2 separate regions of the Mus musculus genome follow, and region 2 is linked to region 1. Evidence: chromatin loops called from intact Hi-C (ENCODE). Cell type or tissue: left cerebral cortex. All regions are shown on one strand. Links, peaks and the distances in the headings refer to the core of each region. The heading gives the core; the rest is flanking DNA.

The links. Peaks named below come from ENCODE experiments on the same cell type or tissue, not always from the same donor. Only the 100,000 strongest peaks of a DNase experiment are listed, where the experiment ranks them.
Region 2: it touches region 1 in a loop (4-fold over the local background); 2 of 42 quality-filtered maps call a loop at or near these places.

Annotation. Positions count from the first base shown.
Region 1 is chr15:34,740,064-34,749,880 of GRCm38, reverse strand. It overlaps Gm32970 (a long non-coding RNA gene), which reads left to right. Exons shown (of 7, transcript XR_383919.3): 6 at 769-2,075; 7 at 3,414-4,911. Among named protein-coding and RNA genes, the nearest start is that of Nipal2, 66 kb to the right of the region's middle. In left cerebral cortex, for the core only: a CTCF peak has its summit at 6,653 (motif pointing left); DNase peaks (open chromatin) are centred at 1,716, 2,615, 4,783 and 6,645.
Region 2 is chr15:34,675,996-34,685,573 of GRCm38, reverse strand. It overlaps Nipal2 (NIPA-like domain containing 2), which reads left to right and starts at 6,868. Exons shown (of 11, transcript NM_145469.5): 1 at 6,868-7,015. The coding sequence starts at 6,881. It overlaps 4930413F20Rik (RIKEN cDNA 4930413F20 gene), which reads right to left. Exons shown (of 4, transcript NR_045883.2): 3 at 7,373-7,531; 4 at 6,370-6,996. In left cerebral cortex, for the core only: a CTCF peak has its summit at 4,942; DNase peaks (open chromatin) are centred at 5,377, 6,325, 7,031, 7,430 and 1 more place; H3K4me3 peaks cover 1,446 bases; H3K27ac peaks cover 3,799 bases.

The DNA of each region.
Region 1 (9,817 bases), core at 1,175-9,174:
ATGAAAGTGAGTCTGGGTCTTACCAACAAGCTAGGTTATTATTTAATTTAAACAAGTAAATCCAATTGCACATTTTAGACTTGGTAAAAATAGAAAATTGTGACAAAAGAAAGTACTATTAAAAAATGTAGGGGAACAGGAATTTGACCACTAGGCAGAAGTTTCTGAAGAACATGTTTTCGCAAAATCTAGTAAAACTGTAAATACTTAGTGACTGAACTCTCCACTTCTGGGACCTCCTAGAGAAATTCTCAAATGTGTTTTATAAGCAGTGCTTATAGAAATCAAGAATAGATGGAGACTGGAACTCCCACAAATCCCTGTGAGGGAACAAACAGGTATGGAGATCCATATGATGGGATGCTATGTGGTCACCAGAATGCATGAATCGACTGCACGTGTCAATACAGCCAGACCTTGAACAGCCAATGTTAAAGGAGGTCTTTGTCAATTTGAAGTGGCAGGCATATAAATTCTTTATGGCTTTCCCCCTTCCAAGGGTGGGGGAGTAGAAGGATAACTAAGCCATTAAGAGCACTAGCTACTCTTGCAGAAGGCTGGGGTTTAGTTCCTAGCACCACATGGTGGCTCACAACCATCTGAAATTTGTGTTCCAGGGATTCTGGCATCCTCTTGTGGCCTCCAAAGGACCAGGCACACAACAGGTGCAAAAACATACATGCAGACAAAATATTCAAACAAATAAAAGTAAATTTTAAAACACTCTAAAGCAGAGCTGAGGTTCTTCTGTGTCCTCTTTCCTTCCAGCGACTGCTTCTGCCTAACTTCTCTTCAGGGAGGTTTCCACAGATTACAGAAGTACCTTTTTAGTACCCAGGGCACATTCCATCCTGTCTCGAAGTCCCTTTCTTCAGCTTCTTCTAGAACTTCTGGTGAACAAGGGTGCTAAGAGCAAAGCACTTCTAAGATTCAACCACTCAAACTCTGAAACAAATGTTGGAGGGCTACTCCATCCGCATGGCCGCAACCCAACATGGCATTTACCTCAAAAGACCCAGTGACTGCTCCCAAAAGCAGTGTGGACGGATTGTGGGAAGACACAGCATGATGGAGCTCCTGAAGTAAGAAGATACAAGTTACGATCTAAGCTGAAAGGCTGGTCAGGAAGGAAAGGGAAGACTGTGGCCAGGAATCAAAAAACCTAGACAAAGAGTTGCATGGTGGCAAACAGACTTATATGGGCCTGGGCTATAGACCAGAGAGCTCACAAAAGGTGGTAAAGGACAGACCTTCCCAGTGCCCAGCCTTTTCCTGTGCTTCCCATTGGCTGAAATCGAAGGAAAGCCAGAAACTTGGCATCATGGGATGTCATCTGACAAAGGGAAGAATGGCTCTGGCATGAGGATGGGGAAAAGGAAAGTAAGCAACCAAATAATTAAAGGAATTAGAGGAATCTAAGTTGTGAAGTTAGTGAGCAAGAGACACACAGCTTTGTTTGGAAGAACAGGAGAGACCTGAAGCAGGGACACTGTTAAGGAAATGGAAACTAAAGGGGAAGAATATGGCTTGGAATCTGGGCTCTTGCTCACTCTTGAGTAAGACTCCTGAGCCAAATGTGAAGGAGAGAAAGAAGGGACAAAGGGAGTCATGGTGGAACAATACCAGTAAAGGGCTAAAAAACTCCCATGTGTTCCTCCGAATGGGAGTCGTAGGTAGCCATGGTTTCAGAGCGCACAGCTGTGGGAAGAAGCTAGAAGCTGATGAGAAGCAGGCGGGGAAGACAAGCTCTGTGGGTGAGACTTAGCATCAGCAGGATCCTGCTGCAAGGACCACCCTCTAGCCGGAGGCTGCCTGGGACCCCACAAGGAGAGCCTGTGCCCCTAACCAGGCTCCAGGCTGTTGGGAGATGCCTCTGAACTGAGACCCCCAAGCTGTTTGCCTCCCTTGGTGGCCCTTCAGCAGACAAAGCCCTCATTAAGATTTCTTTCAGCTTCTGTCTTCTTGGAACACCTGAGACAAGAGAATGATGAATGGCAGCCTGGAGATCAGCCTGGAGCCACACCTTGCCCTTTGAGTAGCCTCTCCCATGACAATCAACACTTTTCTAGAGCCTGGTAAGGTGTGAGAGTTTAGAATGTCCATAGGTTAGCTATGGTAGAGACCTGGAAGACAGGCGTCCGGACTCTTTTTGGCTGTGACATTTATGTGGCAACAGTAGTCTTAACCTAGGACGTTTGAGTAAGGGAAGTGTTAGGCAAACCTCAGAGCATTGGCCACTGGAAACTTGTCCTGGAAACTGCTCTGTCTAGTTTAGCCTTTTCCTTTTAGAGTTGAGGATAGGCTCTTTGAGGTTTTCCTAGATATGCTCCCTAGGAAAACTCAGTAGGGGAGAGCCTGTGCAAGAACCAAGATCCCTGCTTCTATAGCCAATGCTCATTCTACTACAGGGGCATGACTGTCCGTTATTCTGCTGAGTGGCTTCTGCATGTGCACTTCCACCTGGTATAAGGTATTTATACCATTTAGTCTCCCGGATCTCCTGACTGCTGACTTCCACACTACACACAGATGGGCTTTTCCTGGCATTGAGCTGGATGCCATGAAAATCTCTAAACTCAATTTTTAATAGGAAAATGTATGCTGCCAAGTTGGGCTCCCCGGGGGACATTTTAGCTGTGTGAGTCATGGGGTATTTAGAAATTTTGCTCCATTTAAGGGTGTTCTATTTACGAGCATGTGTAGGTTTTTAGAATTTTGGAGTTGTGATGAGGGTGGGTTATATATTAAGAATGTATATGCCTCTCTTGGACTGTAAACAAAAGGGTGTGTGTGTGTGTGTGTGTGTGTGTGTGTAAGAAAGAAAGACAGTGAAACAGAAACAGACATTTGAGAGAGACAGAACATTACTGATAGTGGTCATATAGGAACTTCAAAGAAAAAAAAAAGGTAGCTAACTCTTATCAGATCATTTTCTGCAATAAGAATTTGCTGACCTAAGTTTGACCTTTAGAGCTTCCATCCCCCTTGTTTCCTGAGGTGGCAGCTGTGGGAGCAAATGGTGAGGGGAGGGTGAGGTCAGCTGGAAATGAAGGAAATCCTACGTGTGATTGTATGGTGGTATCAGGTGGAAGCAGCGTGCTTTTGTTCCCTCAGCCCATCTTCTAGAACTGTACTGCAGGAGTCTATGCTGAAGAGGAGACTGGCAGGGTGGTCTGAACCCACCTAGCTCAGCTCTGAAACAGGATGAGCAGACAGGGCACCATCAACAACCCAGATGCTCTCAGAAAAGAGCCCATTCTCTGTTTATGTGCGAGCCCCCCACAAGTCCTGCCATTGTACTCCTGAAGCCTGAACTCAGAGCTACAGTGAAGTCCTAAGCTCACATCTGTCACTCTCTCCATCTCCCCACAAAGTCATTGATAACCAAATGGGTGTTTGTATTCTCTCTAAAGGAGGCTGCTGTCGCAGGATCTGGATCTCCTTGCACCATCCTCTCTGTCTTCTTCTGAGAATATCATTGAGCCAACCTACCTTCCTCCGGTGGGAAGATATACTTCTGCACAGCCCTTCCTGGGAGATATTTACCACCTGGATTCCATGTGAACTGATTCCACCAGGAATTTGTGCAGTGTCTATAAAGCAGGTTCCAGCTCATGAAGGACAAAGGCTGGCAGCAAGGACTAAGCTGAGATTATCATGCCCTTGGGACTGACTTGAGTTCAAAATGCTGTGTGACCTAAGCCAAGAAGTAGCAGAAGTCACATTAGGATCCTTTGTCACATTCTGAAGGTGGATCTCCACACCTCATCAGACCAGCACACCTGCTTTAGTCTAGGCCTCTTCTAGAAGCCAGCATGACATTCCAGTGCACGCCACATCACTGTACAATACATGTCTTGTGCACAGGTGTGCTGCTCTGTCCCTGTCCCCCAGCAAGGTAGCTGGAGGTGTCAACCCAAATAGATCCTGAAATCTGTTCAGCACTCTCATTCCAATCATGAAGGTAGCTCACCTTGACTGTAACATTCATCTCATGTCAGACATTGATCTATGCTTTTCATTAGCAGATTTAATCCTCTCAGCAATACAATGAGGAAACTGAAACATGAAGAGACCAAGTGGCTGTCCAAGTCCACAAGCTAGAAAAGGGAAGACAGCCTCCTAGCAGGGCCAATGCTCTTAGCCACATATCTTATGTACATGGGGGCCATGCCTAGTTTTAAAAAGACAGTTGTGTCTATGTGTCTGCAGCTACATCTTTATACTGTGGGGAAAACGTGGGGCCTAGACTGAAGAATGTGTGGGTCAGAAAGTGGCTCTCCCACCACCAAGGTTGTTGGTCATCTCTGAACACTCAAAATCAGGCCAATGTTCTCTCTGTCCATCTGCTGTGACTGGAAAGGGGTGTTCAGTGCAATGAATACATTGGCTGTCTGCCTCTTTGCAGTGATCAGACTGACAAGACCCATCTTTGACCCTGTTGAGTTTGGGTCCAATGAGTATGGAGAGTATAAGAGAGTGAGTTAAATGGTTGTGTAGTGAGCATCTGGCACTGCTAGGAGATGCTCTAGAAATCACTGATCTCTATTCATTTACATATTTTACATAAAAGTCCAGAAGATGCATTCTTGTATCCTGTTACAGTTTGAATGTGAAGTCTCCCCTCCCCAGCTCATATTTTGAAGTTTTGGGCTTTTTCCCCCCCACCACCAAGATGACAGTGTTATTCTGGAGGGTCGTACAATGACTATGAGGTGTCTGAAGTAGGCCCCTGGTGGCAGCCCTTTCAAGGTCTTGTTTGGCCCCTGCTCTGGGCCCATTCTCCTCGCTCTCTTGTTCACCGTGCTGAGACATCTCCTCCACACTTTTCCACTCCCATGCCTTCCTCACCACCACTGGCTGAAATCCCTTTTGATATTCTGAGCCAAAATAAACTTCTCCTTCTTTAAATGGTTTGTTTCAGATATTTTGGTCACATCAACACAAAGTAACTATGAACAGTACATAGCTTTAGCCAACTGGCCTGTTAACAAAGCTATCTAGTTGCTGGAATGCAAAGAGAACCATGAGCCTTAGACTCTACCCTGGTGTTCAGTTAAGCAGAGATAATGCCTTCATAATCTGAAAAAATGGCTGTTCCATAAAATATTAAGGTGATGGAGCTGTCTATAAGCAGGAGCTTCCAGAGAAGGAAGAATATTCCTTACAGTGCACCAGGGAAGCCAGATAGCATATGACAAGGACTATACCATTCACAGACCAGACTTCATTAATAATAAACCTTGTTAATTCAAGGAGTGTTAGATGCAGGACTAAACATGAAGATACAGCAAGGAAAGCCCCACCTTTGTGTTTATGGTGGTGTCGAGGGGTCAGTAGCTAGTTATACAAATGAAACCGAAGGATTAAGCATAGAATTGTTTAGGGGAGAGTCTAATGTCTCTTCCACTCTTGTGGGGTCAAGGTGGCTCCCATAATGAAGTAATTTATAATTCCATATCTTAACGGAAACGAGGAAAAGGATATGGAAGGGGACACACTGAGAGAACGAGACCCTGAGTGTGGTAGAACCCAGGGAAGAGAAAGCATTTGCAGGTCTCCATCTCCAGGACAGTGTCCAACATGCATTTGACATCTAACCAGCACTGTGATGGAAGACAGAAGGAAGGACATTGGCCTCCAGAACCACCCGAAACACAAAACTGCAAGGCTTTCAGAAAGGCATAGAGAGCAGAAAGGACAAGAACTGAGACATGGTGGCCTCGGGGATGAGAGTCTGCAGGGCTCTCCCAAATCACATTACAGAGTTAGGACTCTAGCCTGGAGGTAATGGAAGGCCCTTGAGGGATTCTAAGAAGATCAGATTTAAAGATCCTCCTGGATGCTGGATGCTAGAGAGGATCTAGTCATGAGAAGCCAAATAGAGTCACCCAGGAAGGAGAGCCCAGCAGCCTGATTCTGTTATAAGCGTTTAGGAAGACACTGATTTCGCCTTTTCGTCACTTTCTCTTGGTTCCTTTGGGAAGCTCTAAAGACATGTGGTTGTACTCTCCATGCCACAGCTGTTTGCGGGTGACAGATGGCACCCAGTTGTGTGCCTAGGAGCTCACGTCTTTTCCCCAGAGTATCTTTACTTTGTTTCTCAGCACAGGAAGGAAATACCATTTTCCCAGCTCTTTCTTTAGAAAAGTCACTCCTCATTTGCTTATGAGAGCTTTTGGTCTCTGGACCATGTTTGGATTCCATGCGTGCATTGTGTTGCACTGCGGTCCAGCTCAAGGGTGGCTCTGCCTTTCTTGGTTTTCTGGAGGCAGTGTACTTTCCTCCTGATGCTTATCTTCAATCCCTTTCTCAGAATGTCTTGCCCATGAACTCTCTAACAGCATCACAATCGGTGCCAAGTGGCGTGTTTCAATAGATTTCTCAAATAGGTCAGATACTGAGCCAAAAAAGACAGGATGCCTCAATACAAAGCCGCACATTTCTGAGAATCCTTTAGTAGCTGTCCTCTGCCCTCGGGATAAAGTACACCACCCTCCTCCCCCGCATCCCGTCCCCGTATCTGTTGTTTTGGACAGCCGGCTTCTGTCTTTACTCCACCTTCTTTAAACCCAAGCAAAGTTTTTTGAGCAAAAGGGTGGACCACTAGAGAACTGGAATGGCAGCTTGAACCAGGGGGAAGAGCTCCCCCTGCTGGCGGGTAGATCCGCTGCACTTTAGTCGTGGTTGTCCTTGTATCTCAAAAAGCATTTAGGTGTGTTTTATAAAGATTTTTCGGGTTAAATCGAATCATGTGTGGAAGTGGGTTTAGGGTGTGTACTTTTAGAAGGAAATCCATGACAAATCCTTTCTGTGACACAAGAAAACCTTTTAAGACAGGGAAATAATCACTTATCATCATCATCTCTTATGTCTCTGATGCTATTGGGGCAGCATGCCGAAGGGGTTCTCCTGGGGTGCTGCTCCTGTTGAGAGCGCTGAGGAAAAGGCACAGTAGCTGAATATGATGCCCAATTCTCGCACGTCTGACATTTCCATACCTTACAAAGGAGGCTTTTTTTTTTTTTTTTTTTTTTTTTTTTTTTTTGGCTTGTGTCTATGAAGTGGTTAGTGCTTCTCATAGCTTGACTGGGGGTGGTGTCAGCAGCCCTGGGCTGGCAGATTCAACAAGACCAACGCACGAATTTGGAAAGAAATCAACTCTTCCTATGGGTCTTGGCTCCAGAATGATCAAGAGGAAGAAAGCAGGAGAGGACAAGAGAAACACCGCCTTCATGAGCAGGGTATCAGCCATATTACCCAAAGGAACTGTGTCGGTCACAGTTAGGGTTGTTTTCCCTCCCTCCAGATGTTGTGTGTTACTGAACCTGTAGTTGGTAAGCACATACATGCCCCCCTTAGCAACGGTCAGTGCCGGCATGATGGCTGGCTTCAGGTGTAGAAGCTACAACTGAGCATGAACACACACACACACACACACACACACACACACACACATACACACACATAGTGTGCTGCTGGAACTACTGTATGATCTCTCACGAAACAGAGACCCAGTCTCATTTTGTAAATGCTTGGTCACATGGTAGGATGAAGCCCACATTCAAGTAGATTTGGCCCAAGCAATAAGATTAGGGGTGTAGGCTTGATCTCTTTGCTGGGAATTTGAATATTTCCATGAGCTCTCAAGTGCAAATCCAGCATATTCTTTGACCTGGAATCCCAGGAAGGTGAGCCCTGAGTAGTTTTCAGACTAGATTTCATGGAGCTCCGAGGTTGAAAGAATCAGCTTGCTCTTTTGTAGTTGGATTGCTTGCAACAAAAAAGGAGTAACCAAGGGGATTCCCACTCACCTGGCCATCTACTGGATCCAGAAACCACTGGACCTGAAAATCGTGCTCACAGCACCTTGAGCTAGGGGCATGAAGGAAAATCTAGAGTAAAAAAACAAAAAAGACTTTTGCTTCTTCAATTGAGAGGGCAGACAGGCTACATGCATTTGAAATTGGTTATAAACACTAGACCCACCAGCTACAATTTAGGAGGTCTTATGTGCAGTCTGCCCAGTCCAGGTATTTTAATGCTGTGTTGCAGGGAAGTAAAGGCCAGCTGGCAGCTGACCGACCATGCTCAGGGGTCAGTTCTAAACAGCACTGTTTGGGAAAAGCTCAATCTAAAACAGACATCTCTGGATGTGTTTAGGTTTTGCTTTCTTTCCACTTTTAAATATTAAAAATTGACTCCAGCTGTGGGGTAGAAAGTAACGCCTAACCTATAAAAACATTGACAAATAAATCACAATGCAATTTGCCGCGCATTTTTGTGAGGTCTAAACACCAGTTCTTGAAAGGAATTTTCCATTATTGCATCTTGGGAAGATAACTTCTTCATGAAAAATTCATTTGACTTTTATATTTCATAAACTCATCACATAGCATTCCCACATTTGGGAGCTGAGTGTGCGGAGTGCCCTAGGCCTTCAGCTGTGTTTTCCACACTTCTAAGTTTCTCCTCACATTGCTTTCTCAGCACTGGGGACACTGTAAGAATCTTTATCTAGAAGTTGGGGGGTACATGTTCCCCTGCCACAGGTTCTGGTCTTTCTGTAAACAAGAATGGGGCTAAACAAAGGGACGGTTCTTTCCGCATTTGGACCGTCACGATCCTTAACGAAACTCTACCAATACTCCTTGGGTATCACCCCTGTCCAAGCAAGCGACACATTCCTCCAGTGCAGTTTTATGGTAGAATCACTACTAGAGAACTGTGTGCTTTCTTAGGTGGGGCAAGGAATTCATGGGAGACCCAGGACCAAGGGAAGAGAAATTTGTGTCTCAAACTTTGTGCTTGAGTTAGAGTTTTCAAATGTTGTTTCCAGATGGCCCTGCCCAGGGGCATGCCATCTATCATGACAGAAAAGGTGTACCACAGGAACACACTCCAAGTCTCAGGGACTTCTTTCTGCTTACAGTGCTTGCCCATCACAAGCTGGGTTGTAAAATGTGTGATGGATGGAGAAGCCACCATTTGAGACACAGTGGTCATGTAAAGAAAAAAGATCATTTTCAAGGCCTCCCCCCAGTAATCAAGTTCTCACATCTAATTGGTCAGTATTAGTTACATGGGACTATCCTACCTCCAGGGGTAAGGAAAACTACCTGCCCTGAAGGCTGAGATCCGGAAAGACTTAGAGAAGAGTACTAGTGGACAGCTGGTCCATCACGCCTTTCTAATAGTATTTGTGGAACTGTGCAGTCAGTGGGACCCCTGGGTCCTGGGCTCAGCCTCACAGCCTTAGGATGGGTGTGGCCATGGAGACCAAGGTAGCAGATACTCTCTTAAGTGTCTCCTACTCCTTGAAGTTTTGAGTGTTGTTACACTCACGTTACTTATTGGAGAGGCTGCAGCCCTTGCTGTTCTATAGCCCTCTCTTGAGAAATTGATTAGATCAAAAAAATACATTTACCTAAGACTACTTCAGACGTTTATTGTTTTTGAAATGGCTATATGTATGCCTCAGGGAAATTTGATGGCTTTGACAAGACCATTTTCTTTTTCTTTTTCTATTTATTGGATATTTTCTTTATTTACATTTCAAATGTTGTCCCCTTTCCCGGTTCCCCCCTCCTAGCGAAGCCCCCCATCCCACTCCCCCCTCCTCCTGCTTCTGTGAGGGTGCTCCCCCCCACTCCTGCTTCCCTGCCCTGGCATTCACCTACACTGGGTCATAGAACCTTTATAGGACCAAAGACATCTGCTCCCATTGATGACCTAGAAGGCTACATATGTGGCTGCTACATATCCTCTGCTACATATGTGGCTGGAGCTATGGGTCTCTCCATGTGTACTCTTTGGT
Region 2 (9,578 bases), core at 1,579-9,578, 65 kb after region 1:
TCCCTGCACATACATTTATAAGTTCTTCTTCCATCCTGGCATTCTACAGTTGTGCATACTATCGCATTCATTTTGGCCCACTCTTTTCTCCCATGCCCCCAGGAATCATGACCTTGAAGGTCTTTCCAGTGCAAATATATTATTCTGAAGTCTGTGATTAGCCTCTTCATTCCTCCGCATTTAGTTGCTTAGTTTATACATATTTATCTTTCAATGTGTGCATCCTCTCCCCTAAACTGAAGTGAAGCCATTCAAGCAAAGGACAGATCTAGGTTCTTTCATGATTTCCACAATCGTTTCTGGAAGCACGGGTCCTGGGTGAGCTTCAGCAGCTGCTGCAGATAACAGCATACAGTGTGGTAACTGGGAGAATGAGCTGAGGATGCAGAAGTGAACTCTGTCATGAAAAATGAGTTCTGTCCAGGACAGATAGTCACAAAAATTTGACTTGATTACAATATAAACTACCCCCCTACCTTCCCCCAAAAGAAAGAAAGAAAAGAAAAAAATGATAGAAATGATACCTAGTCAGGCCCTGTAGTTTCCTCTTAAGGGCCCTTCCAATGAGCAGTGGTAATCAAAATCTGTTATCACTCAAAGGAACTATCTTATTCCTAAAGTTAAAGTTCTTATCTCACTTTCCCTGGATATTTTCTTCAGTTCAGGAATAGGCCTATCAGTAACAAACCTACTTTGTGTCAAGATTTGAGAGGTAATTCTTCCAGACCAACCCCTTACCCCTGTCCATGTACCCAAATTCTCAGTTGTTGCCAAGAGAACATACTTAGGAAGCAAGTAACCACAGGAGATCTATTATGTTAATGAAAAATGAGGCAGGGCTTGCCTGCCTGGGGTGGAGGAGCGATGGGGGAGGATGGGGACATAATGGCCAGGGGCAGGGCATGACACAACAAGCTGAAGTATCACCAGGCTCAGAGGGATGTAGCTTAGAGAATCTCTCCCTGGTCAGAAGACTGTAAAGGCAAGTGGGATGGTGTGTCAGGGTATACAATGATGGAGAGGTAAGAGAAAGAAAGAGGTCCTGAAAGGAGCCAAGAAAAGGTCAGAGTCATTAGGTTGGGGACACCCCAGATCTTTCCTTGATCAAGAATCTTAAGGAAAGATGTAGTTCTGTTGACGACTATAAGGACTAGCTTCAAACCTCCTTCATGGTTTTCTTTACTCTCCCACAAAGGGCCTTTTATTTATTTATTTATTTATTTATTTATTTATTTATTTATTTATTTATAACCAGGGAAAAGCTCAGGGAACAAAACAAGTAGACAAGAAAGAAAGGCATCTGAAGGTCTTGGCCCAGAACTGTTTCTCTGTCACTTTCCCACTGGCCACAATAAGCCACATGACTTAGCATAACTGAGAAAATACCTCTAGTGGGAGCCTATGGTGGTTTGGATGTTCAACCCAGGGAGTGCCACTACTAGGGGGTGTGGCCCTGTTGGAGGAACTGTGTCACTGTGGGAGGGAGGCTTGAGACCCTTCTACTATTCATGTGGGAGACAATCTTCTTCTGTTTGCCTTCAGAACAAGATGTAGAACTCTCAGCTCCTCCTCTATGCCGTGCCTGCCCGGAAGCTACCATGCTCCTGCCATGATGAAAATGGACTGAACCTCTGACCCTGTTAGCCAGCCCCAATTAAATGTTGTCCTTCTAAGAGTTGCCTTCATCATGGTGTCTGTTCACAGCAATGGAAATCCTAAGACAGAGCTGTTGTGACCACTGAGCAAGGGATGAAATAGCACAAATATCTTGTCATGTGCACACGTGTGGAGCTGGAACCAGTAGTTCACTTTGTCTCCTCCCTTTATCTTTCTCAACCCAGGCTTTTAAGATAGACACTAGGAGCCGCTGTGGCTATGATCTCACCTGTTTGAAACTGATCTGAAGATCAAGCCTAAACCCCAGGATTAGGTACACCCATAGCCAAGCTCTACCCTGCCTTTTCAACCTGTAATTATGACTTGCTTAACTTAGCTTTGAATTGGGATCCTGTCACCCACAGACAACGAATACTAGTGAAGTATTACCTCGCCAGTGGTCTTTGTTGGCCTGGTATTCTGTGTTTGCCTTTTTCTCTCCCAAAGAGAAGCTGGCAAACCGTGCCCATGGGATGAAACCAGCAGCTTTCTGTGTTTGTAAATAAAGTTTTATTGGAAAACAGTCTCATCCATTTGTTTACATGTCCTTGGCTGCTTTCACATTGCAGTGGCACAATTGAGTAATAGTGACACAGAGCATATGGCCCACAAACAGTAAAATATTTATTATTTAGCAGACGTTTACAAACTACTGCTCTAAAAGAAGTTGGCCACATGTCTCTCTAGCTAGTCTCAGACACCTGCATGTGGATAACTCCCATACTGAGTTCCTTGGCTCTTACCTTACTCCTCCTTTGTGTACCTGCACATCCTTTCCTTCTAGAATGTTCTAAACTTTCTAAATTCATGATTATCAAACTCAAACTAAACTTATTCTTTCCTTTTATATTGACCATTGTTTTTTCACCTTCATGTCAGCTAGTGGAGCCCTTAGCATCCATGCACATTAACCATAAACTCATCCCCTGTGCCCCTCCACCATGCTTCACCGGTTGTCTTTGATAAGAAGATACCTTCTATCCTGGCTTTCTCCATATCTTCTCTGGTGTTTCTCCATTTAAACTGCCCTGGCTTGTAGGAGTTATCTCACAGCACCCACCAGTTCTGCCCCTTTCCTGAGGGACCCCAAACTTCCCCATTAAGGCTTCATTCACCATGCAAGGCCCCACCAATTTCCTGGTTTTGCTATTCACTTGAACTTTATTTGGGGGTACACTGTCAGCTTTCTGTATCTGCAAATGCCACATACTTGTATTCACTCTGGTGTGGGTTAACAATATTTGGGAAGGACATTTATGTACAGAACAAGTTCAGACTTCCAGTGCCATCATTCCCTAAACAACATAGTGTAGCAACTATGAACAGAACATTCACCTCATGCTGGGATCTTATGTAGAAGGCATGCAACAATGTGAGAAGATGTGTGTAAGTTATGCATAAGTACATGACACTTTATATAAGACTCGGTAGACGGAATGGAGAAATGGCTCTGGAGTTTTTGCTGCTCTTATACAAGGATCAGTTCTCAGTAGCCATATTAGGTGGCTCACAACTGCCTGTAACTCTGGCTTGAGAGATCAGATGCCTTCTTCTGCTGTCTTTGGGGACCCAGTCATAAGTAGCATGAACATACACACACATACACACAAACTTATACATACACACACATATATACACACTTAAAACAACACTCCATATCTGAGAGAAAAACATGCCATATTTGCCTTATCTGGCTTATTTTGCTTAACATGATAATCTCTGATTCCATCTGTTTTCCTGTAAATGACTTAATTTCACTTTCTATAAGACCGAATAAAGCCTCATTTTGTATACATAGTGCATGATATATAAATCTTTAAAATTTTACTTTTTCAAAACAATGAGTGGGAAGTGGTTGTCACAGAGGGTTTCAATTTGCATTTTCTCTATTGTTAAGGTTAAAATATTTTTCATTATTATTATTAACCACTGATATTTGTGTATTCTGGCATATATATACATATATATATATATATATATATATATATATATATGAATTTTTGTCCATTGTAGGTGTGATAAATAAGGGTTCTCAGTTTGTGACTTTCCTTTTCTATTCCATACTGTCTATTGATGTATAAAAGTTCTCGGCTTTGTTGTAATTACATTTTTCAAATTTCCCTGTATGGTTTGTGCCTTTGTATTTGTTTAAGGAAGTTTCAATTTTAATGTTCTAGGTAGCAACAGCCAACATTTACTGAATACTTCAGCATTTATTGAATATTTTGCTTTCAGTACTAAATTCTGTCCTTTTAAAAATTGTTTTTGCCTCAGTGGGAAAAGATGTGCCTAACCTTGCAAACTCCATGTGTCAGGGTGAGGGATATCCAGAGGGCCCCTCCCACTCAGAGGTGAAGGGAAGGGGCATAGGGAGATGGGGGAAAGGATTGTGGGAGGGGCAACTGGGAGATGGGCAGTGAGTGGAATGTAAAGTAAGTAAAAAAATAAATTGTTTTTGCAATTTTATTTATTTCTATTTTGTGTATATTGGTGTTTTGCCTATATGTATGTCTATATACCCTGTGCATGTTTCCCTAGGGAACCAAAAGAGGGTTTCAGATTCCCTGGGACTGGAGTTATAGATGGTTTTAGCTGTCATTGGAATTGGTCAATGGGAATTGGACCTGGGTCCTCTGAAAGAGCAAGTTGTGCTCTTAACCACTGAGCCATCTCTCCTGTTCCTCATTGTCTTCCTTTTATGTAAAAGACTGAAAGGCTCAGAGAAACAAAATTACTGTGTCAAAGTCACACAGCAAACAAGCAGTTATCAGGCTCTGAATACAGGCAATCTGTCAAGCCTCTTTTTGTAAGGTTCTCTTTAAAATCTCCACTCTGTAGTTCACTTGCATATAGGAAGTGAGATACTGGAGCTGATCTTTACCTTGAACCCTCCATTTATTCTGAGATGCTCATTGTTAAATACTACTACTACTAATAATAATAATAATAATAATAGTGATAATAGTCATAATAATAATCATGATAACAAATCAAAAAACAAAACACTAGTGTTAACTGTGTCTTGCTAAAAATGATGTTTTTAAAGTTTTACTAATTCTGCAATTAAATGATCCCAAATAAGGAGGACCAAATGGAACCCATTCTTCAAGTGCTAAGTGAAGTCCAGCTTCAAATGATGTGGCACTAGAATTAACAAGAAGTCAGCCCTTAGATTGTAGCACCAAGAACTGAGAGACTGAAATGAAATCTGCCTCGCCCCCAAGAAGCCCTGCAAGAGGCAGAGGCCAACAAAAGCAGGAACAGTCTTCGAAGCTCCACCTACAGGGCTGGGACCAAAATAGTTCACACGCATCCCTGCCGCCTCCTGTGAACCCCGTGGGAAGGCACTCTGGTCACGAATTGCTTGTTTCAACCACCCACACACACTAGGGCAGCAGCAGTGATGGCAGCCGCATCTTGGAACCCATCGATCGACTAACCAACAGCACGTAGGCTTCACATGTTTCTCCATCAAGTGCTTTCTTTCTCCAAAGGTTTTATACAAATATAAAGAGATCGAAACTGATTTTCTAAGTTAAGAAGTGAAGAAGCTTCTGAGTTGTGAGCAACAGAGCATGGGGGCCTGATCATAAAGGTCTCACAGAGCAGGCACAAACCTGTGAACGTCCCTGGAGATGGGGAAGGTCGATCTGTTTAGTATTTTGCTTGTTAGAGCCTGCCTGCATGCCTACTTACAATCTGGCTGACAGATAATACTCAGGAGTGATTGTGCCAAGCTCTGCCAGTTCCCCTCTGCCACCCCTCCTCATCTATCCTCACATACTACTCTCCAGGAGGGAAATGCCCCAAAATCTCTGGCAAGTAAAGCTAGGCATGTGACTTATTCCCAGCCAATGGGGTCAAAGGAGGAGAGATGATGGTTGTGGAGGTTGGCGATTCTTGGACAACCATTTTCCATTAAAGAGTATGCGGATCCCAGGCATGGCAGAGCTGAGGGATGGGAGTGTCCTAGAATCACATAGCAGGCATGTGTTTCAGGGGTATGGTGCTTGCTTAACATCTAAAGGCAATGGGTTCGATTTATAGCACCATATACTTATGAAATTAATGAAATTTATATAGCGAATTGATTTTTCTTTGGGGTATTTAATTGAAATAAATTCGTTTCTTTAAATTGAACATAGTTAGCTACAATTATTAATTGTTGACTTAACATTTTGTTTACTCAAGCAAGAACCAACACAACTGTCAGGACGACTTGCCTTTTTTTTTTTTTTTTTTTTTTTTTTTTTTTTTTTGCGTCTGAAATGACTTACACTCTCTTCTCTGCTTTACATATTTCCCCTAAGAAATCATCACAGCTTTCTCCCAGGTCCCTTTTTCCCTCTCTCTCTTCCTCTCTCCCTTCTTCCCTCCCTCCTTCTATCCCCCCTCTCCTCCTCCTCCTTTCTCCCTCCTCTCCTCTCTTCTCCTTCCCTCCCCTCTCCTCTCTTCCTGTCTTGTTTCCTCTCTCCCCTATCTTTAAAGTGCATAGCTTAAAGAGTCTCAGTGTCTTGAAAACAAATTCCCAGTGTAGACACTTCATGTAATAACACAAAAATCACAGAATGTTCAAAGTGACAGACAAGACAAAGATCATTTGTAGTGTAACCGAGTTTAAAACCGGTCAGACTAGAATATCCAGTATGCGTACTTAAGGTTGTTCTTAGCATTTCTGACTCAACTTAAATCACCATATGGGGCAGCTGACAACGTTTCAGCAATTCTTTATGAACTTATCTGACAGCCTATCCAGCTGCCATAGGATATCTCTTCTCTATTCTTCGAATAGTTCCTAATGGTCACTCTGTGGCTGGGCTCTTCATTCACAATGTGCCCAATATTGGGGAGAGGGAGATTATGGCTTTTTCTTTTTTCCATATGTGGAACATTTTAAACCTTTTACACGCGCGAACTGGAACTGCCAAGGGTGCCGGTCACTCTTTAGATTAATGGATAGCTCCTTTTCTCCCTGCACTTGGACAAACATTTGCTTTGTGCACAGTAGATCCCAGAGGCAAAAGAGATGATGTCATTCCTGCGCTGACAGGTGTAGGCACCGGGGCCCAGAAGGGAGCGGCGGCAACTGGGCCGAGCCCGGACCTCACCTGCGTGCCGCAGGAGCCAGGTGCCGGCGCCGGGTCGCCGGGCAGGAAGTGGCTGCGGCTGCGGGAGGACGGACGGGAGGGCCGCGCCCGAGTCCCAGCGCGTGGATTCAGTCCTCATGGCGGCTCCGGCGCGCACAGCCCCCGAGGACGACGCCTCGGCCGTCCTAGACGAGCTGTCTCGGAACTTCACATACTGGGCACCAGGCCCGGGCAACGGCTCGCTGTCGAGCGCCTGGTATCGCAGAAACCAGGTAAGGCCGCCCGCGCACCACAGCGCGCCGCCTGCCAGCTCCACGCAGGCCCCGCGGAGGCGCCAGGCCTCGGTGCCTTCCTGCCAGCTCTCCGCGCTCGCGACTGGGCGAGTGGGTAGAGCTGACACGTGACGCTGACACTTGGCTACCCATCCCCTCCGCCCCCTTCCCCCCTCCCGGCCTCGGCGGAGCAGCAGACCCCCAGGCTGCTCCCTGGTCTCACTCTTGGGCCTTTGGGTCCCCAAGGACCTCGCCTCCCCCAGCTTTCTTCCCCTCCTGCAAGGCGGTGGAGGTGGATTTCCACTTATTTTTCAGGCCAGTTTCCTTTCACAGTTAAAAAATAAAAAATGGTGCTACCCTTCTCAGAAGCAGAAACTCATTAAGGGGCTCCCAATGTCAATTCTGTGCAGAGTTGTGTCTCCAAGGTCCCAGCAATCTCAGCATCAACCTTCCCAGATACTCTCAGCTGCAGTACTTCATTGCTCGCTGCTGTCAGCCAAACACCACGGGTTTATGCTGGCAATATAAATTTAAGAGCATCAAAGAGGATCGGAGGTGTCCCCTACCCCCTCTGCTGGCCCTAAGATCAGGCAGAGAAGCAAAGCTCTCCCTAGCATTTATATTCCTCTAAGTGGGGCAAGTGATTGATCTTTCAGGCTTGCGTTAGTTTTCCTAAGCCTGTTACTTTGTTCTTGTGCATGAACAAAGCCACAGATCTTTTTTCCTTTGCAAGAATAAGGCCATAAATTTTTGTTACTGTTGTCCTCAGTGGGATATTTAACCACTAATCAAAGAGATCCTTTTTATGCTTGAAAAGTATCCTAAATGTTTGTTTCTGAACTTGGAGGTGATTTGTATAACGAATAAATAAGCTTAGATCATCTTTTTAATGTTCAACACAGGAAAGATTATGGCTTTAAAACTGTTATGTCACAAAAGATAACAAAATGGGGCAGGGGCATTGCTCAGACACTGACTGACTCTCCTTGCTTCCACTGTGGAACTACAAAGAAGAGACTTTCCTTAGTGTATGTTATGCTTGTAGTAGACACATTTCCAATATAAGTTTAAGAATGAATGGTCTGCTCTTGGTAAAATATTAGAGAGTTAGTAGATGTGACCCACCCAGGCATCATCCAAACCAGGAAACCATTGTTTTCACTAGAGAACTTATGTAGTCATTAGTTTTCTTAAACATTTCCTGGAATTCTTGATTGTCTTGGCTCTCCCAAGCACAGATTATCATGTGACACAGATGTTTGCAAGGCTTAACTTGCTCTTTATAGTACACAGTTGTACATCAGGAGGGTGTGTCCAGAAGATGCTAAGTGGAACTCCTAAACTGACACGTTAGCTGCAGTTGGTTGAGATAAGACGATGTCAGCCTTTTTCATCAGTGTGCAGAGTTAGGCCATCTTAAAAGCCATGGTATTTTAGCCTTTTGCTGTTGCTGAAAGGACAATTACTTTTGTTTCAAGGAAAAGTACAAATTGAATTTTAAAATCAATTCAACAAACATTTTATCAAGTGCCACTAGTATTGTCCAGGACAGTAAAAATAAATGGAATCTAGCTTTTCCTTTCTGATACTAACTGAAGAGAGAGATGGCTGAATATGGCCTATCACTTCAGAAAAACCAAGTGTGAGGTCTGAGCCCCCATGCCCCACAACTCATGATTGGTCCTGGGATCGACTGGCTTCTTGATGTTTCCCTCAGTTCTGTCATATCTGAGATGCTTGCACAGATTCTTTTTGGTGGTTGCCCAGCTAGCTCTCTGTGTTTTCACAGTGATTGTCATCAGGTCTTATCAAGTAGCCTTCCTCCATTGAAAAGTCCTGCTGCCCCCAAAGAGCTTTCATGGAACAGTGGCCACTTAGAAGCAGTGCTGCCAGAGACTGACGTAAGAATGCCTGCAGCAGAAAGTCTCAGAGCAAACAGTAGTAACCCTGGGCGAGTAGCTAAGAAACCACTACAGTTTGCACTGAGATCCTGTCCCACTTGGAAAGGTGGGGAGCTGGTATGGAAGGTTAGGTGTGACAGAGTTTTGCCTGCACGATAATGTTGTGTCCACACATTTTCATGACAAAAGGCTAATTAATGTTCCTAAGCACTATGGAAATATTCAGTGTGGTCTGAGACCCAAACCTTTCTTTCAGGAATGTTATTAGGTGACTAGGAAGATGTCTGTAACTCCAAAAATGGGGCATGTGGTATCATGTGAGTGGTGTAAAAGCCAGTGGAAATCCACAGTCAGGTAGCTTTCAGCTGGATGGTCAGGGATTCAGTTGGACACTTAAGAATAGGTAGGTCTTTATGATAAGTATGTTCAGGTGGAGGACATTTTAGGAAAGGGAAACCCTGATGACAAGGAACAGCTCCACTTTCTAGGAATTTCCATGCCTACAGTTTGTGGACCAGACTCAATGGTAGATGTGGCAGTTAGGGAAAATGGAGACTAAATGTGGGAATAGGGCTTAGGTCCTTGGATCTGGTCCCAGATTGCCTTAAAGGAAAAGTAAGGAAATTAGTTTTATCTGTCAGATAATCAGGAGCCATTGGGGG